2 separate regions of the Homo sapiens genome follow, and region 1 is linked to region 2. A link is an interaction called in ENCODE POLR2A ChIA-PET data of the cell type or tissue named here. Cell type or tissue: Caco-2. All regions are shown on one strand. Links, peaks and the distances in the headings refer to the core of each region. The heading gives the core; the rest is flanking DNA.

Evidence for each region. Peaks named below come from ENCODE experiments on the same cell type or tissue, not always from the same donor. Only the 100,000 strongest peaks of a DNase experiment are listed, where the experiment ranks them.
Region 1: POLR2A ChIA-PET joins it to region 2 with 5 read pairs; 3 of 35 experiments call an interaction of 5 or more read pairs at or near these places.

The regions. Positions count from the first base shown.
Region 1 is chr9:108,463,685-108,472,846 of GRCh38, reverse strand. No RefSeq gene overlaps it. Among named protein-coding and RNA genes, the nearest start is that of ACTL7B, 390 kb to the left of the region's middle. In Caco-2, for the core only: a CTCF peak has its summit at 4,325 (motif pointing left); a DNase peak (open chromatin) is centred at 4,311; H3K27me3 peaks cover 121 bases.
Region 2 is chr9:107,600,090-107,609,251 of GRCh38, reverse strand. The region is part of intron 5 of LOC105376205 (a long non-coding RNA gene); the gene reads right to left. Among named protein-coding and RNA genes, the nearest start is that of KLF4, 110 kb to the right of the region's middle. In Caco-2, for the core only: no CTCF peak of the experiment used is centred there; a DNase peak (open chromatin) is centred at 4,001.

The DNA of each region.
Region 1 (9,162 bases), core at 2,011-6,010, 860 kb before region 2:
TCCTCCATCCTGACCTACAACACTTCTCCATGTTCTTATCCTTTACCACTTATGATGAAGGACTTAAAGCAGAGAACATCCTACCTACAGCTCCGCATTCTTAATGCTCACGTAGAACAGAATTTCACCTTCCATGCCATGGCCTTTATACCTTTGTTGATATAGCCAGCTGTGGTACCTTTAACTTTATTTGCCAGGCCTGTGAGACCTTTGCCCTGTGACAAGCATCATGTCAACCGGCCCCTCTCAACCTGGGCTTTTTCAGCTCGGCTGATTCCATCAGGGCTGTGACCCACCTAATGGCAGGGCTTTGTATTGACCGCATCTCACTTTGTCTTGTTGAATGTGGATGGTCTTTATTAGTAACCCACTCAGGAATCCAGAAATAGGAACTGTCCAGAGCTGTTCTCTGGGGCCCGGGGTATTCTCTGTTGTACATAGGGACATGCTGACTTTTATTTAGAAAATTCAATGTGTGATTTATTCCCAAATCTCCAACCTACTGAATTTTGTATCCTGGCCTTTTTTTTTCTGCTCACATGGCCGTTTCTTGGAAGTAAAGAGAACTTTGAAGAGGGTAAAAAAAAAAAAAAATTAAAAGAGATGATGTTCTTCAATTGTTTTTCATTTTTTCCCCAGAGATTGCATAGTTTTCTCTCATAAATCCAATCAGTCTTTCAAACTTAAACATAGCATTTATTTCTTTGTTACTTAGAATCTATGGAGGCTGGGAATGGGAATGAGGAGAAAGGAGAAGTCAGCAGGTAACAGAGGAAAGGGCATTAGATCCAGAGCCAGGAGGCTACATGGGTGTGTGACCCTGCAGTTGCACTGAGCCTGTGCTCAGAGGGCTCTGTGTTTGACTGAATGCTGTGTTTTTGCCATCTTGAAATTCTTAACTTTTTAAGAAAGGGGTCTCGCATTTTAATTTTGCACAGGGCCTCAGCTGATCCATCCTGATTAGGAGCCCAAACTCTCTCTCCTCCTCTCCCTCTTCCAATCTTGGCACGTTATTCACCTCATATCCACTAAGTAAAATGAAGGTGTTTCCACATCTGGCGATATGTGAATCTAAAGCAGAAGAGGTAGAAAAATGGGAAAGTGGGCTGTGTCACGAATAGTGAATGGAACTGGGGCTTTACACAAGGTCTTTGACTTTACCTGATTCAATTCTTCTTCCTCTTCTTCTTATTATTTCCTTTTTTGAGACAGGGTCTTGCTCTGTCACCCAGACAGGGGTGCAATGGTGCAATCACAGCTCACTGCAGTCACCATTTCTGGGTTCAAACCATCCTCCTGCCTTAGCCTCAGGAGTATCTGGTACTACGGTCATGTGCCATCATATCTAGCAAATTTTTTTTTTTTATTTTTAGTAAATACAGGGCCACACTATGTTGCCCAGGCTGGTCTTGAACTCCTGGCCTCAAGCAATTCTCCTGCCTTAGCCTCCTGAAGTGCTGGGATTATGGGTGTGAGTTACTGGGCCAGGCCTCAAAACTCAGTTCTCAAAGGGGAAAATGGTCTCCTCAAGTCCCATAACACACTGGAGTAGAGTTGTCTGTGAGTGAGTCTCTCCCTCAGGGGCCCATAGGGAAAGTGATGGCCATAGGCAAGGAGTGGCCAATTATGGGCAGGGAGAGTGAGATCAGACTATTTCCTCCTTACTCAGGTGCCTGCCTTTCTCTTACTCTGTGAAACACATACAGATACTCTAACACACTAAAATAGCATTGAACAGTTTTTGCGCAAGGGTTCCAGTGATAATTCCAAACCACTCAGAGTCCAGGGTGGAAAATTGGGCCCTGTGTTGTAGAGGAGCATGGAGACCTGCACCTGGGCCAACTGTGCATCCTTTGCGGACTCCCTCTGAGCGTGCTGTGTGGGTGCTCTTTCCATCCAATGTGAGCTCATCTGTTCATGTCATGTTGGAGCAGGCTCCTTAAACCTTGTGGGAGATGCTCCGTTGCTTTTCCAGTTTCTGGAATGTGTTCTGTATTCTTCACCGCAGAGCTTCTGCCTTAAACAACTCCTACCCCACCTTTTCAATATACTTCCCCAGGGAAGTCTTTTTTGATCACCAGTCTCATATAGGCATGCCTAGTGTTCACCTTCACTATCATACCACTTGTAGCTCATTTATAATCACGTCGGTTTCTTTCGATGTCATTTTGGTTAATGTTTGTGTCCTTCACTAAAATGCAAATGACTAAAATTTACTGAGAGTTTACTATTTTTCAGGAGCTTTACATGTGTTATTTAGTGTTTATAATGACTCTAAAAGGTAGATATTTATTATTATCCTTCCCATTTTCCAGATGAGGAAACTGAAGCATAGAGAGGCTAATCCATTTATTCAAGGTTCTGTGGATTACAGATGGCAGAGTTGATAATCAGGTTAGATGGGCGATTTGGTTCCAGGGTTCACTCTACTCATGCCAATGCTATTTGCCATGATGGTAGGGGCTGTGGATATATTTGCTTACCATGGTATCCTCTATGCCTAACTCCTGGCTCATAATAGGCCCTCAATAGATACATGTTAACTCATGAGAGTGTACCAATTCGTTTGTCTTAATTTTAGAGTTTCTCTGCTCTTGTTGCGAGGAGAAAGGGGACAGATATGTGTACACAATAATGTTGGTGGTTACAACTCAGCCTTCTAAGCATTTGGTACCTTTAGAGACAGGCCACAGAAACACCAGGAAAAGACGGCTGACAATAGGGCTGTGACTCTAGGACCTTGTGTTGCACCCTCACTGCTTGCCTTTTCGTCACTGTGGTACATTCCACCCATGCTTCACCTCGATGCCAATGGAAAACAGCTCTATAACACTTCCTATGGAACCCAGTCCAAGAATCATGGTAAAGGATGGTGGGGATGAGAGCCAGTGGACATTTTCCATTTCAGATGTGGTTAAGGGCAGAGTTCCCTCTTGGTTTGTCCTAAACTTTGGCCCCATGGTGACTAAGGAGGATGACTCACCAGTGTTCTTCCTATTTTCAGTATTAAAATAATTCTAACCCAATCTAGTTTCCATTGCCGTGGAAGGCAAACCACAGCCGTGTTGAGTTTGTTAATACTTAAAGCAGAAACAGAAAGGGAGCCGAGGATAAAGGCGTCGACGCCCTGGGGAACATATACTTGCTTTATGGTCTACTGCGGAGGTCAAGGTTAAGGGAACTCTGATCTCACCCCATTTTATTTTTTTTCAGCTGTACAAGAAGTATCCCGGGCCAGACTCTGGGGCATCTGCTGTGGATACAGAGAGGAATAAGGCGAAATTAATTCCTCGAGTGTGTTGTATGGGGCATACATTTATATCTAGTGTGACACCATGTAGACTGTGCTGGGTTGATCTAGTTAACTGTGCTAAAATCCAAGAAGGTCCTGAAAAGAAATGCCATTTGAGTTCTTCTAGGAGGATCTGGAAGTTTGGCAAGAAGAAATGATGGAAGGGCATTCTAAATGAGGGAGTGGAATCAACAGAGGTTTGAAAGATCAAGGGGGGTTTGAGGCATAGAAAGCTATTGGTCTGGAATGGACAACACATCAGGTTTTGCAGGTCATGTTACTACATGAAGTGGAGAAAGCATAATGGGGTCATACAATGGAGGAGTTTTACACTTTAACCAATGGAGGGAAGTCAGTGGGGGAGGAGCTCTTCCATCCTCCTCTCTCCTATCTCCAACGACCTGCAGTTAAATTCGTATCTCAGATAAGCAGGCTGAAGGCAGAGAAGATGAGTGCCACAGTTCACAGGGCTCCTTCTTCAACAGGCCTGACAGGCTCTCCTGCTTCCTGAGAATTTAATCCACAGATGTTCATTTCATATCATCCTTTCAACACCATTCCATCTTTCTATCAACTAATCTCTATATCAACACCAAATTAAACCATAACCAAATTTTGCTGATGCAGGCAGGCAAGTGAGCTCCAATACTGGGGCTTAGCTGCGGAGGGTTCTTGGCTTGCCCAGGAAAGAACCAAAGGGCAAGCCAGTGGTGTTAGACAGCAATGTCTTATTGAATTGGAGTTGCTTTTTGTGGATAATGGCTAACTCAAGGCCATGTGCCCAGAGTTAGCACTCGTGCTATTGGCTAGCTGGATTTATACTAATTTTTAATTACATGCAAATCAAGGAGTCGTTTATGCAGAACTTTCTAGAAGAGGAGTAGTAACTTTGAAGTCATTGTCATGGAAACAGGAGGTAACTTTCGGGTCATTGCCATGGCATTTGTAAACTGTCATGGCACTGGTGGGAATATATTATGCTAATGAGCAATGAGGGCAACTAGCAATCTCTTTCAGCGCCACCTGCTGGTTCTGGCTGTTTTTTCCACTTCATCCTGTCTGGACTAGGAAAAAAAGTCCTGCTGGTCTCCTACCTCACTACTACTTTAAGGCACTCTGTTAGATGTTGAAAAGATGTATTGAACAGAGTAAGACAAACAGCCTTTGTGTGTCAAGATTACTCTATATATTTGCAGTAGTTCCATGAGTTTGGTATAGATGATAAACTGAGGCTTCAGGAGGTTGAGTAGCTTGACCAAGCTACTCAAGGTCATTCGGGGAGTGAGTGAAGGAGCCTGGAGCCAAACTCCGGAAGTTCCTCCGAGCTCAAGTTCCTAATCTGTTATGTGAGGAGATGATAAATACACCATGGAATAGCTGAAGATTAGAAGAGAATGCATCAATGACGCCCCAGGACAGTGCCTCATAGCTAGTCACTGTTGTTATCCTTATTACTTTCCACAGAGTGAGTGCACGTTCTTACTGCCTTCCCACACTGTCTCCCTGCAAGATAACACAGTATATTTTGGGTTAACCTCTCAGTATAAAAACTAAAGGCAGAAATAGAGAAGGGAGTGACATTAAAATGATGCTGGGAGAGTGATTACAAAGTAGATGACTATTCTGAAGTACATGCCAATCTGCCATTCTTTGGAACTCACTAAGCTCTCTCCTAGGATCAAGTCCAATTCTGTGAAAACTGACATCCGGGATTGTTGGACTTTGGCCCTGGTGGTGTGCCTGCAGATGACAGTGGCATGACCATGCTCTTTGCTTCTAAAGCAGTGACCACATCCAAAATGGCTTTGGAACTTGGAACACTTGGGTTTATATCCCAATTCCAACACTTGTGTGCCCTCTGATCACAGGCTGCTTACTGAACTTCTTTTAGTTTCAATTTCCTCCACTGTCAAGTGAGAATATGAGTACCTAGTCACAGAGGTTGTTGTAAGGTTATATAAAAATAAAAATTATATTCAGGACTTTGCATTGTATCTGACTAACACAAAGCTCTCAATGTGTGGTAGATTTTTCTATAAGGAAGTTTTGCATCTTTTGTAGGAAGGCTGATGATAGTCATGACGGTCCATGTTGTATATATACTTTTATAAGTGCTTCTTTGGAAGAGAGAGCTGCTTATTCCAGTCTGGCTCTTTCTGTGACATTGCACAGAGAAATGTGCTAGGAGCCACAGGGAAGCCCAGGAAGGATTTGCTACCAGCCTGAATTTTATTCTAAACAAATCTGCTACGTGGAAGACTGTACTTACACAAAGATAAATCACAAAGCAGTTACTCTTTTCATCAAGGACTTGGAAAAAGTATATGTAATCCATCCTAAAGTCATTTAGAAATGTTTAAATATAAAATAAATAATACATTTTATATCAGCATCTTGGGTGATTATTTAAAATTTATTTTCCATTTTATCATTGTTTCCCCTCCCCAAAGAAACAAAAACAATTAAGTAAAAAGTATAAAAGTGATTAAATGCTTTAAAATTATCTTTTTTTCAGCTTTCTAGGAGTACATACTTACTTTAGGGGCAATATCTATGTGCTTTATTTCCTTATTGTTTCTTTTTTGCTGTCTGATTTTAATGTCCATTATATTTTCATCTTAACCCCATTATTTCTTGTTCTATTTCTTTGTTTCCTTTTCTATTTTTAGGTTATGTCTTTTTGATGCCAAAACCGCTAGTTCATTTGGTCAGTTAGTCAAATAATTGTTAGTTCAGTTTTAGGGAAAAGAAAATCAAATCCACAAAACAAAATCAAAACCAAACCAAACCAAAAAACCTAATCAACCTCCACCACCAACCCATAACTATTAAACCTACACCCAGACCTTGTCTGAGGTACTGAGTAGGCCAAGTTCAAAAGGCTGGCTGTGCTATTCAGTTTTTGTTGGCAGTGTTGGTGAAGCTACTCTTCCTTTGCTCATATAGTCAGCCAAACGAATCATTTATTTATTGGTGTAATGCTTAAAGCTGAGGGTACTTTCATGGTACTTTTCTATTCCTGGAGTTATTATCATTTTCAGGCAATGAAGAACTGTGTTTTTAGTCCTAACCTCATTGCTTATGATCAAGTGACATAATTGGTCTATGACTCAGTCTCATCATCTGTAGAATGGGAAACTACTATGAGGATCAAATTAGATAAGAGATGTGGAAGGCCAGTATGGTGGCTTACATCTGTAATCCCAGAACTTTGAGAGTCCAGGGCAGGAGGATCACCTTAGATCGGGAATTCAGGACCAGCCTGGCCAACGTGGTGAAACTAAAATGTCTCTACTAAAAATATAAAAATTAGCTGGGCGTGGTGGCAGGTACCTGTAATCGCAGCTACTTGGGAGGCTGAGGCACAAGAATCGCTTGAGCCAGGGAGGCTGAGGTTGCAGTGAGCCGAGATTGCGCCACAGCACTCCAGCCTGGGCGATAGAGCAAGACTTGGTTTCAAACAAAACAAAACAAAACAAAACAGAACAAAACAAGAGATGTGGAAGCCCTTTTTAGTGGTAATATGATGTACACTTGCAGGTGATAATTTTCCCTTGTTGAAATTCTGTTGCGAAACTATTTTCTCCCCAAAGGGATGAGAGTTTAATAGCCTAAAAGTATTTGGGAGTTGGGAAAATAAGTACCAACTTCTATTTATTTTGAAATTCCTATTTATTCTTGAATGATTAAAATATATCTTAAAAACATTAAAGATTCTCAATTAATTGAATTTAAAAGCAAGTGTTCTATTGAATTCTAAAGACATTTGAAGAATTTTTAGCCTCCTAAATCCTTACTGTTAAGTTAATTTGGAGCTGCCTCTGTTCATGTGGGTTATAAAGCTGATCTCCTAGAATTAAAAGGTATGGGACATCATATTGCCATATCTGTTGTTTTTATGAATCTGTGTAAAGAATATAAATTTAGTAGAATTTAATTCATCCCATTTCAATAAAGATTGATGAACATTCCAGGTACCAGTGCAAGAATTGGAGAATAAAAGCTGAGGATGGGTTGTGGAGAATGATGGGATGATGTGCAGCTGTGCAAGTTAGCTTGCTTGAAACTTTTTCTACTTGCATTGTAAGAAAACAATAATGTAACATTTGTGCTATGAGACTTTGTGACCTATAAAGTGCCTTACATAACTTACTTTATCACAATGATAATCATATGAGACAGATATTCACTATTTCTCTGTTATAGGTGAGAATCTTGAGACTTAGCAAGGCTGAAAGTTGTTTAAGGCTGGACCCCCAGCTAGTTTGTGGCAGGGCTGAGGTTCACACACATCTGCGTCTTAAGTTTTGTGTGTTTTTCTTTTTCTTTCTCACACCATACTGCATCCATCTGAAGAAAAAATATTCATCAAATAAATTGTGGTTTTGTTTTTGTGTTTTAATATGGCACACATAACATTTATTTCTCCTTTCCAAGTTTACTACTACCTGTGTGTCTGTTCTCATGACGCATTAGAGCTTTGAACTTCTTGGAAGAAAGGAACTGTCTAAATTCATAGTATTGTTATTATTGTCGTTACTATTTGCCAAGACAAATGAAAAGTGGTGCATAGAGCAATGCTTGTCTTACTAGAACTCTTTAATTAAGAAAATTGGTTGTTTTCATTTTCATTCCCTGTAGCTATGTAATGACGAATGCAACACAGCACAGTGCATTCAGAATTTAAGACATATTTCATCGAGAACAAGAAACAAGTCTGCTTCTCTGAAGAGAAATAAATGGCAGCCAGATTAGATCCAATGATGACACATTAGTTCTATAGTAAAACATTATGCTAGATTTTGCAAATTCCAGATAAAATTTTTTTTTACAGTCTAGGTATCATAGAATTTCCTAGTAGAACTAATTTTTCATACATTTCCTTTACAGGTGGAACTGAAAAAAAAAGAGAAAACAATTTTGGCTTCCTAGAGCAAAGAGAAAATATCAAAAGGCAGATAATTAATTGCTTTACCATATAACAGCCCTTACAGCTACACCAAGAGGACAATGCCCAGTTGTTAGTATAATAGAAGCAAGGCAGAACTGCTATAAAATCAGTTAAATAACTTACTTTGTCTCGGCTGCAAACTTTATGGCTGCTGGTGGAGGCTCTGGGTGTGTATATCAATTCACAGTTTTCATCCCTTAGAGAGTACTGGGCTGCCCTTAATAGCTGTGTGATGTTAGGCAATTCACCCAGACTCTCAGGGGCTCAGTCTCCTCCTCTGTGAAATGGAGAAAATGATACACGCCTCATGGGTTTCTTTGTATAAAGTGTGTGCTTTGAATAGGGTCTAGCTGGAGTAAGTGAATAATGCACCATAGTAAAGATGTTGGTGCTGACGGTGGTACTTTGGCACCAAGCTTTCACCACCTTTTTGAATAAGCCAAGAAAGCATTGCTCAACCACTGGCCTTTGAATTCCACTGGCAAGGGTTGGGTCTCAGCCACAACTCTGGCTCTCTTCTTGGGAATTTGGCTGTGTCCCATAGTCCCACATCCACTCCTTTTATTCCATCTCAAACATCCAGCATGGCTCACATTTGGTAAGAGGTTTTGAGAGTCCTAAATAAGGAGCCCTCTTAAATTATCTGTGTCCCTAGGATATTTGAAGAACAGCCACTAAGTCCTCAGGCTCACAGCATCTTGAGCCTCTTGTTCTCCTCTGACCCTGGTGGAGTGCTTGTAAAATGGTCACCATCTATCTATGGGATTCTGGGGTCATCACCATGGGTGTATGAGGGACCACAACTGATAAGATGGGAGTTAGAATCTTGATCAGACTCACTTCTGTGCAGCTGAGACCTTTTTCTCTTAATTGAGGTATGACTGATGTACGCAAACCTGTACATATTTAATATATACAC
Region 2 (9,162 bases), core at 2,201-6,200:
AGCAGAGCTGAGAAAGTCCTGAGCTATAGTTTGACCCTTTGGACCCAGATGTATCCAGACTTTTCAGCTATGTAAGCCATTAAATGCTATTTTTTTTAAATATTTTGAGACAGGGTTACTATGGGGTTTCTCAAACTTGCAGCTCATGCATGATGCACGCTTACACAGTTATGCTGGCTGCTGAGTGGCAAATTGATTGAAGAAGGACAAAAGTGAAAACAGAGAAACGCATCAGGAGGCCACACAGGAGTCAGGAGAGAAGAATTAAATAATTTCACTAAACAGAATCCAGATTTTTGGAGCAAGTGATTACACTGAAACGTGTGGCTGTCTGTATACTGTACACTGCTCACAGATCAAGCCCACTCCATATGTTCAGGTGCCCATTTTGCACGTGAGCACTCTCTCTCGGCGGATCACTCTGAATGGCCAGTTCATTCTCATTCTCTGGGTCTCAGCTCAAATGACCCTTTCTCAGAGTGGCTGCCAGGAAAGCTATCCAAGTGGACTCTCCCATTATTTTCTATCCCATCACTTTGTTTATCTTTTCACAGCACTATCACAATGCATAATTATTTTGATTTTGTTTTTGTTTTTGTGTATATTTTTGTTTTTGTTTTGAGACAGGGTCTCGCTCTGTTGTCTAGGCTGGAGTGCAGTATCATGAACATGGTTCACTGCAGCCTCGACTTCATGGGCTCAAGCAGTCCTCCCACCTCAGCCTCCCAAGTAGGTGGGACCACAGATATTCACCACCATGCCCAGCTAATTTTTTAATCTTCTGTAGAGACAGGATCTCACTATGTTGCCCAGGCTGGTCTTGAACTCCTGGGCTTAAGTGATCCTCTTGCCTCAGCCTCCCAAAGTGCTGGGATTACAGGTGTAAGCAACTGCACCAGGCCCATAATTATTTTGTTTGTTTATTTGCTTATCCCTTTGGTCTCTGTCTCCCCCAGAGCAATGAAAGCTTGAGGAGAACTGGGGTCATGTTTGTCCCATTCATAGCTGTGCCTCCAGCTACTGAGCATAGCCTGGAGCAAACAGGTGCTCAACAAATACATGTTGACTACATTTTAATTTAATAACTCCTCTCCTGACAATTTACTCCGAGAAGTCAACTCAGAAGAAATTTTCAAAACACCATAGACATAGATAGTCGCCATAATCTAAAATGTTCAAAAAATAGCCGTCTTTAAGTGAGTGAATAATGGCATATCCACAAGGTAGCTACTACAGCCAGAGAAAATTATAAAGTATTAGAAAAATGTCCCAATATAGGCCAGGTGTGGTGGCTCATGCCTGTAATCCCAGCACTTTGGGAGGCCTAGGCGGGTGGATCACAAGGTCAGGAGTTCAAGACCAGCCTGGTCAACATAGTGAAACCCCTTCTCTACTAAAAATACAAAAAATTAGCTGGGCATGGTGGTGGGTGCCTGTAATTCCAGCTACTCAGGAGGCCGAGGCAGGAGAATCACTTGAACTCAGGAGGCAGATGTTGCGGTGAGCCAAGATTGCACCATTGCACTCCAACCTGGGCAACAAAAGTGAAACTCCGTCTCAAAAAAAAAAGAAAGAAAAAGAAAAGAAAAGGAAAAACATGGCAATATAGAATAGAAAATAATGTTAAGTGATAAAGGAAGGATATAACATCATACAGATTGTACCTATATTTAAAAATGAACATATACCTGTAATCAAAATCTAAACACATGTGGATCACTACAGGAAGGGAGGGTGTAAAAACAAACAGGTGATGTGGAAGTCATATAGATCCAGGGTTATTTTACTTGTGCTTTTTATTTCCTTACAAGTTGATTTTACAATAAACAGGCAATGTGGAGTTATGCAAAATGACCAGATTCAGAATGAAAAGCTGCAGAATGTTTGGGCTGTAGGAATCATGCCAACCTCCTAGAGCTGTTGTAAAGTTACAATGGGATCTTGGATTCAGAGGTACACAGCTCAGAACTAGGATAAATGTTTGATGCATAAATTTAATAATCATAATGACAATTACAATAAAAACATAATGCTAATCATCATTACATTATAAGGAGTATTATAACGAGATCAGGAGTTCGAGACCAGCCTGGCCAACATGGCAAAACCCTGTGACTGCAAAAATTAGCCAAGGGCAGTGGCGTGTGCCTGTAGTCCCAGCTACTTGGGAAGCTGAGGCAAAGAATCGCTTGAACCCAGGAGGCAGAGGTTGCAGTGAGCTGAGATAGCACCAATGCACTCCAGCCTGGGCGTCAGAGAGAGACTGTCTCAAAAAAATATCGGGGGGACCCAGAGAACTCTCTCCCACCCTCTCTTCGCCATGTGAGAGGCTACAACAGAAAGTTGGTAGTCTGCAACCTGGAAGAGGAACCGTGGCAGAACCTGACCATGCTGGCAGCCTGACCTTGGATTTTCAGTCCCCAAAGTGTGAGAAATCAATCTCTGTTTTCTAAGCCACCCAGTCCATAGTAATTTGCTAATAGCAGCCTGAACTAAGACAGACACTCAGCTCCAGTCACACTGAACTAACTGTTCCCCAAGTCGTCATGACCTCTCATGGCTGGTGAGAAGCCCCATCTCTGTGCTCTCTTAGCCCCTGTGTGTCTTATTTATAGGGACACTTAGATACTGAGTTTTCTGGGCTGTCAATCTGTCAGTCTCTCCCCCTAGTTCATGAGTCTCGCGAGGACTAGTGTCTGATTCATTTCAATGTCCCTTGTACCTATCGCTGAATCTAGTTCAATAAACCTGGGTTTAATTGAATGGAAATATAATAAACTGTTTATGATGTGGTAGAAGCAATACAAGTAAAAGCTACAAAGAAGAGAAGGAGCAATTATCAAGGGTAGAGCCTGGACTCTACACTTACCAAGAATCCTCACTCCATGCAATCAACCCCAGCTCTGAACACCAGGGAGGAGTTCAGCTCCTGCCTTCCGCCCCCGTGGGGGCCCTCGTGATGAATACATACACTTCATACCATCTCACAACCTACCTGGGTTTCCTCATCTGAGCTTGAAGAAAAGAAAAATGAACACTTTGCCAAAACCGCCATCCTCCATCCACCAAAAGCCCTTCTCTCTTGTGCCTGGTTCAATTATTCTTTTCTGAGGGGCAACATGCAGGATGAGAAAAAAGGGCCAGGTCCTAAGTGGGGCTCTCCTCTAAGAAGCAAAAGCACGAGTTTCAGAGAGATGAAAAAGAAGACTGGGCCGGGTGCAGTGGCTCACGCCTGTAATCCTAGGACTTTGGAAGGCTGAGGTGGGCAGATCACCTGAGGTCAAGAGTTCAAGACCAGCCTGACCAACATGGTGAAACCCTGTCTCTACTAAAAAAAAATAAAAATAAAAAATTAGCCAGGCATGGTAGTGCATACCTATAATCCCAACTACTTGGGAGGCTGAGGCAGGAGAATCGCCTGAACCCGGGAGGCGGAGGTTGCAGTGAGTTGAGATCGTGCCATTGCACTCCAGCTGGGCAACAACAGCAAAACTCCATCTCAAAAAAAAAAAAAAAAAAAAAGAAGAAGACCCATGTTCTGGGACTTACTGCTATCACAGAGATGCTAGTCATTCGTTTGTTGTATAAAAAACAGACTTATGCCGGGCATGGTGGCTCACGCCTGTAATTCCAGCACTTTGGGAGGCCGAGGTGGGTGGATCACCTGAGGTCGGAAGCTCAAGACCAGCCTGACCAACATGGAGAAACCCCGTCTCTACTAAAAATACATAATTAGCTGGGCGTGTTGGTGCATGCCTGTAATCCCAGCTACTCGGGAGGCTGAGGCAGGAGAATCGGTTGAACCTGGGAGGCGGATGTTGTGGTGATCCAAGATCGCGCCATTACACTCCAGCCTGGGTGACAAAAGCAAAACTCCATCTCAAAAAAAAATTAATTAATTAATTAATTAAAAAAAAAACAGACTTATTCCCCCATGTCACATGTTCATTTCCCTGAAGACATCACAAGCTCAAAGCCTCCCCGGCTCAAAGTGTTCAGTGCTTGATATGCTATCCCTGTCCACCTGCAAAGGCACTGTCCTGAAGATTAGATGTATTTGTTCTCTTCTACAATGCTTTAGATAAGATAAGGACACAAGAGCCAGTGAATACACATCAGGACCTGCACAGAAGTATAGAGAAGTATCACCACTGTCACTAGGGTGGATCATAAAGCTGAAAAAAATGCCCATTTGAAAACCAATAACCCATGATCTGAGACCCAGATATTTAATATGTGGTTACTTTCTGCCTCCAATGTAAATATTTATTGTGTTTTAGCATGTAAAGAAAAGCTATGGCTATTACACTTCCCAACGTGATGTTCTTGCTGACCAACATGATGGACACATTTATTGAAACCAGCGCCACACAAACCTGGGTTTTCTAATGACAACAGAAACAAGTCTCTCCTTCCCTGGCACATCTCAGATGGATTAAAAATCTTGAAGTGGGCCGGGCACGGTGGCTCATGCCTGTAATTCCAGCACTTTGGGAGGCCAAAGCAGGTGGATCACCTGAGGTCAGGAGTTCGAGACCAGCCTGCCCAACATGATGAAACCCCATCTCTACTAAAGATACAAAAAATTAGCTGGGCGTGGTGGCAGGTGCCTGTAATCCCAGTTACTTGGGAGGCTGAGGCAGGAGAATCGCTTGAACCCGGGAGGCAGAGGTTGCAATAAGCCGCAATTGCGCCACTGCACTCCAGCCTAAGCAACAGAGTGAGACTCTGTCTAAAAAAAAAAAAAAAAAAAAAAAAATCTTGAAGGGACACATAAATGGTTTCCAAGATATTGAGAATCCTGTAAGAGAGTTTAGCAGGCAGAGCCACCAAAGTGTTTGTCAATTAGATCATGATGTTCCCAAGGCAAGACCGCTTCTCCAATGCATTCCCAGTGCCAGGCACAGTGGTTGACACATGAGAAGCACTCAACAGGTTCAAACAAACAAATGAATGAAGGGCAGAATGGACTGGATTATTTCAAACATGATCTCTCAGATTCACTGTGAAAACTTAGAGCAAAATTTAGAAAGCATATGCTTTTGTGTCCCTAACCCCAGTGTTACCCCTGAACCCACTGGCCAAACACTCACAGTTGGAACATATATCAATTAAGGTGTTTTCAAGAGCAAAGAATAAGCCACTCAACTTAAAGCGACTTAAAGAATTAGGAAATTTAGGCCAGGCATGGTGGCTCACACTTGCAATCCCACCACTTCGGGAGGCTGAGGTGGGGAATCACTAAAGTATAGAAGTTTGAGACAGCCTGAGCAACATTGCAAGACCCCAGCTCTAAACACACACACACACACACAAAGTGTTTTTATTTTTTTAATTAGCTGGGTGTGGTGACGTGTGCCTGTAGTCCCAGCAACTCAGGAAGCTAAGGAGGGAGGATCACTTGAGCCTAGGAGTTTGAGGCTGCAGTGAGCTATGATTGCACCACTGCACTCTAGCCTGGGTGACAGAGTAAGATCCTGTCTCAAAAAAGAAGAAAGAAGAAAGAAGAAGAATTATTAGGAAATGTATTACCTCAAATAGAACAACTACAGGGATTTCAGGTGAGTTACAGAAGAGGCACACACACACTCACACACACACACACACACACACCCCTACACATCCTTACCCATTATAGTAAGTCCCCGTTTTAATTATTCAAAGGTAGAGAATATTATTGAATTCAGAATAACACGTCAGTCAGTCAGGTGCAGATCACAGCACACATCTTAGTGAGGCTTCTAATGAGATTCAAAGGGCTATGTCACTGCTCTTTTTTACTCGTTGCTCATGTCACTAGAATAGAATTTACTCTAACATCTATGGCTTCTATTCAAGGGAATGTTTAAACACAACATGAATGAGTCCATTTCCTCAACTGCAGAAAGAAAGCAGAGTCCATGCCCAGGAATTCTCAAACATCACTCTGCCTTCAGCATTGCACAGTACCGGCAAAGCCATTTCCTCACATTTTATTTGAGGATTTTGATACGGAGTGCTAGCACAATGATTACAAGTTCATTTTGTCCAATTTATACACCATAAAGGCCAGAGGTGGAGTGACTTCAGAGCTGATTCAATAACTTCATCTAGGATCCATGTTTTTTCCATGTCTCAACATATCAACTTTGTTCTTAGACTGGCTCCCCTCATGGTCCCAAGAGGGCTGCCACAGTTCTAGACCTCACATCTGGATTGAAAAACATCCAGAGGCAGAAAAAGCCTGAATCTTCTAGTGGTAAGAGTAGAAGAAACCTTTTCCAGGTGCCTCCCATCAGCTCCCTGCTTTAATTTTTTTTTTTTTTTGAAATGGAGTTTTAGCTTGTCACCAGCCTGGAGTGCGGTGGCACAATCTCAGCTCACTGCAATCTCCACCTCCTGGGTTCAAGTGATTCTCCTGCCTCAGCCTCCTGAGTAACTGGGATTACAGGCGCATGCCACCATACCCAGCTAATTTTCGTATTTTTAGTAGAGACAGGGTTTCGCCATGTTGGTCAGGCTGGTCTCGAACTCCTGACCTCGTGATCTGCCCACCTGGGCCTCCCAAAGTGCTAGGATTACAGGTGTGAGCCACCGCACCCGGGCTTTTTTTTTTGTTTTTAATCAGCCAGGTGTGGTGCCGTGTGCCTGTAGTCCCAGCGACTCAGGAGGCTGAGGAAGGAGGATCACTTGAGCCTAGGAGTTTGACTTTAAGTCTCAGGCCGTACTGAGAGACACACCCACCCCAAAATTCATTACTGATAAGGGAACATGGGATTGCAGTTACTGGTTAAACTAATCAAGATTCACCCCTGAGCTGGAGACAGAGACACCTTCCATGACTAAACCAGGGCTCTGTCAGCTGGGAAGAATGCCCTAAGCAAAGGACAGGCACCGAACAGCATCTGTGCCCAATAGCCCGAGCCCCATCAGCAGGGACCTTTTGGGACTCTGTGGCTGTGTGGGCTCCAGGGGTCCCTTGAGGTAGAGACACTATTAAAGAGAAGGGATTCAGCACTTAGCTCACCCATAGTGTTTGATTCTGGCTCCTCTTGGGGCAACAGCAAAGTATGGGGGCTATGCTGACATCACGATCTATGATGCTGCCGCCACCATGGTTTATTAGCCTGCCTGTGCCACTTCCTGAGCCTCCAAATCACACAGAATGTAAGACAGACAAAAATGTCATCAGAGTACAAGAGCAAAGCAAGCTGCTTTACTGGGTACCTACTAGACACAAGACATGGTTTTTCACATTAAATCATTTAATTCTCACAATAGCCACCAGCTAGGTATTATCAGCACTCTGTTAATAGAAAAGAGGGCAGTGGCTCAAGCCTGTGATCCCAGCACTTTGGGAGGCCTAGGTGGGTTGATCACTTGAGCTCAGGAGTTGGAGACCAGCCTGAGCAACAAAGTGAAACCCCATCTCTAAAAAAATTTTTAAATTACCCAGGTGTGGCGGTACACATCTGTAGTCCCAGCTACTCAGGAGGCTGAGGTAGGAGGATGGCTTGAGCCCAGGAGGTGGAGGTTGCAGTGAGCCAAGTTATCATGACTGCACTCCAGCCTGGGTGATAGAGCCAGACCCTGTCTCAAAAAAATAAATTAATTAAGTTAAATTAAATTAATGCAGAAGTTGAGGGACAATCAAACAATTTGTCCAACATCTCATCACTAGAAAGTATCAGAGCCCAAATTCTAGCTCCAACCCTGACTCTAAAACCTGCAGCCTTTGTATGCGGACATACTGTGTTCCAGTGCAGAATAGAATGCCAAGTCACAAGCAAAGAGAAAAGGACATACCAGAAAACATTGTCAGCCCAAGAATATAACCAGAGAAGACAAAGAAAGAGTTACAAACATTCAGGAAACATGAGATCGGCATTACATTATGATCCCATAAACACGGTTCACATATGCAAGTTACATATAAAGCACACCCTCAGTCCCAAAGCCCTACCCCATAAGTTGCCTTGATTGGATTTCGTAAGACTACTAAGGCAGTGTCGCTCGAATCTGGTCCATGGACTGATGCTAGTCTGCGAACTACGCGTTTCCAGTTCACAATAATAAACACAGAATTGAAAGCAACATGTTAGAAACCTCTCTAGTGTTTTAACAGTGCAATAACATTCAAGCATGTGACTAGCAGACTTGTCTTCTGGAATGGGGTCTAGACTAGTTTGGGTGCTGTTGAACTCAGGTTGCATATGGCCCAAGCTGCATGCTTGTACTGGTTCATCACGGATTGAAAAATAAAAAATTAAAATAAATAGGCCGGGTGTGGTGGCTCAAGCTTGTAATCCCAGCACTTTGGGAGACCCAGGCAGGTGGATCACTTTAGGTCAGCAGTTCAAGACGAGCCTGGTCAACATGGTGAAACCCCGTCTCTACTAAAAATACAAAAATTAGCTAGGTGTGGTGGCGTGCACCTATAGTCCCAGCTACTCGGGAGGCTGAGGGAGGAGAATCACTTGAACCTGGGAGGTGGAGGTTGCAGTGAGCCAAGATCACATCACTGTACTCCAGCCTGGGTGACAGAGCAAGACCCTGTCTCAAAAAAAAAAAAAAAAAAAAAAAAAAAAAAAGATAAATAAATGAATTAAAAAAAAAAAATCCCTGGTGGTTCCCCAGAGAAAGTTGGAAAAGCACCACCCTAGAATTCAGCTGGGTAAATATAATTACCCTCATTTACAAGTAAAGAAAATGAGATTCAAGGAGACTGAGTCACTTTTCCAAGGTCAACACCCCTGGGAAGAGGCAGGACAGGAAAACACTCTAGTTCAATGACAAATGAGAACTATGAAATCTCCCAGCTCCTGATAACAGAAAGTGCTGGCAAGAGGGGCCTGTAAAAAGGTGGAGGCTTGTTTAAAAAAAAAAAAAAAAAAAGCATTTCCCTCAGCTTTGCCATTGCCAAAAGTTCAGCCAAGATAAAATGCCTCTGATGAGAACTACCTATAAAGTGAGGCCAGGAATAAAAGGGAAATGGATGGGCTCATTCCTGGCAAAGCCCTGTCTTGTGCATCCTGATTTACTAGTGTTACTTGTAGAACTGACTTGTTGTTACTACAATTTCACCATAAATTACGAAGACGAAGGTGTCTTCTCAAAGCCCTTCCAGTCTGGCTCCAGATTTTACCAGCCCCATCACTGACTCTAGGCCCAGCCAAACTGAAC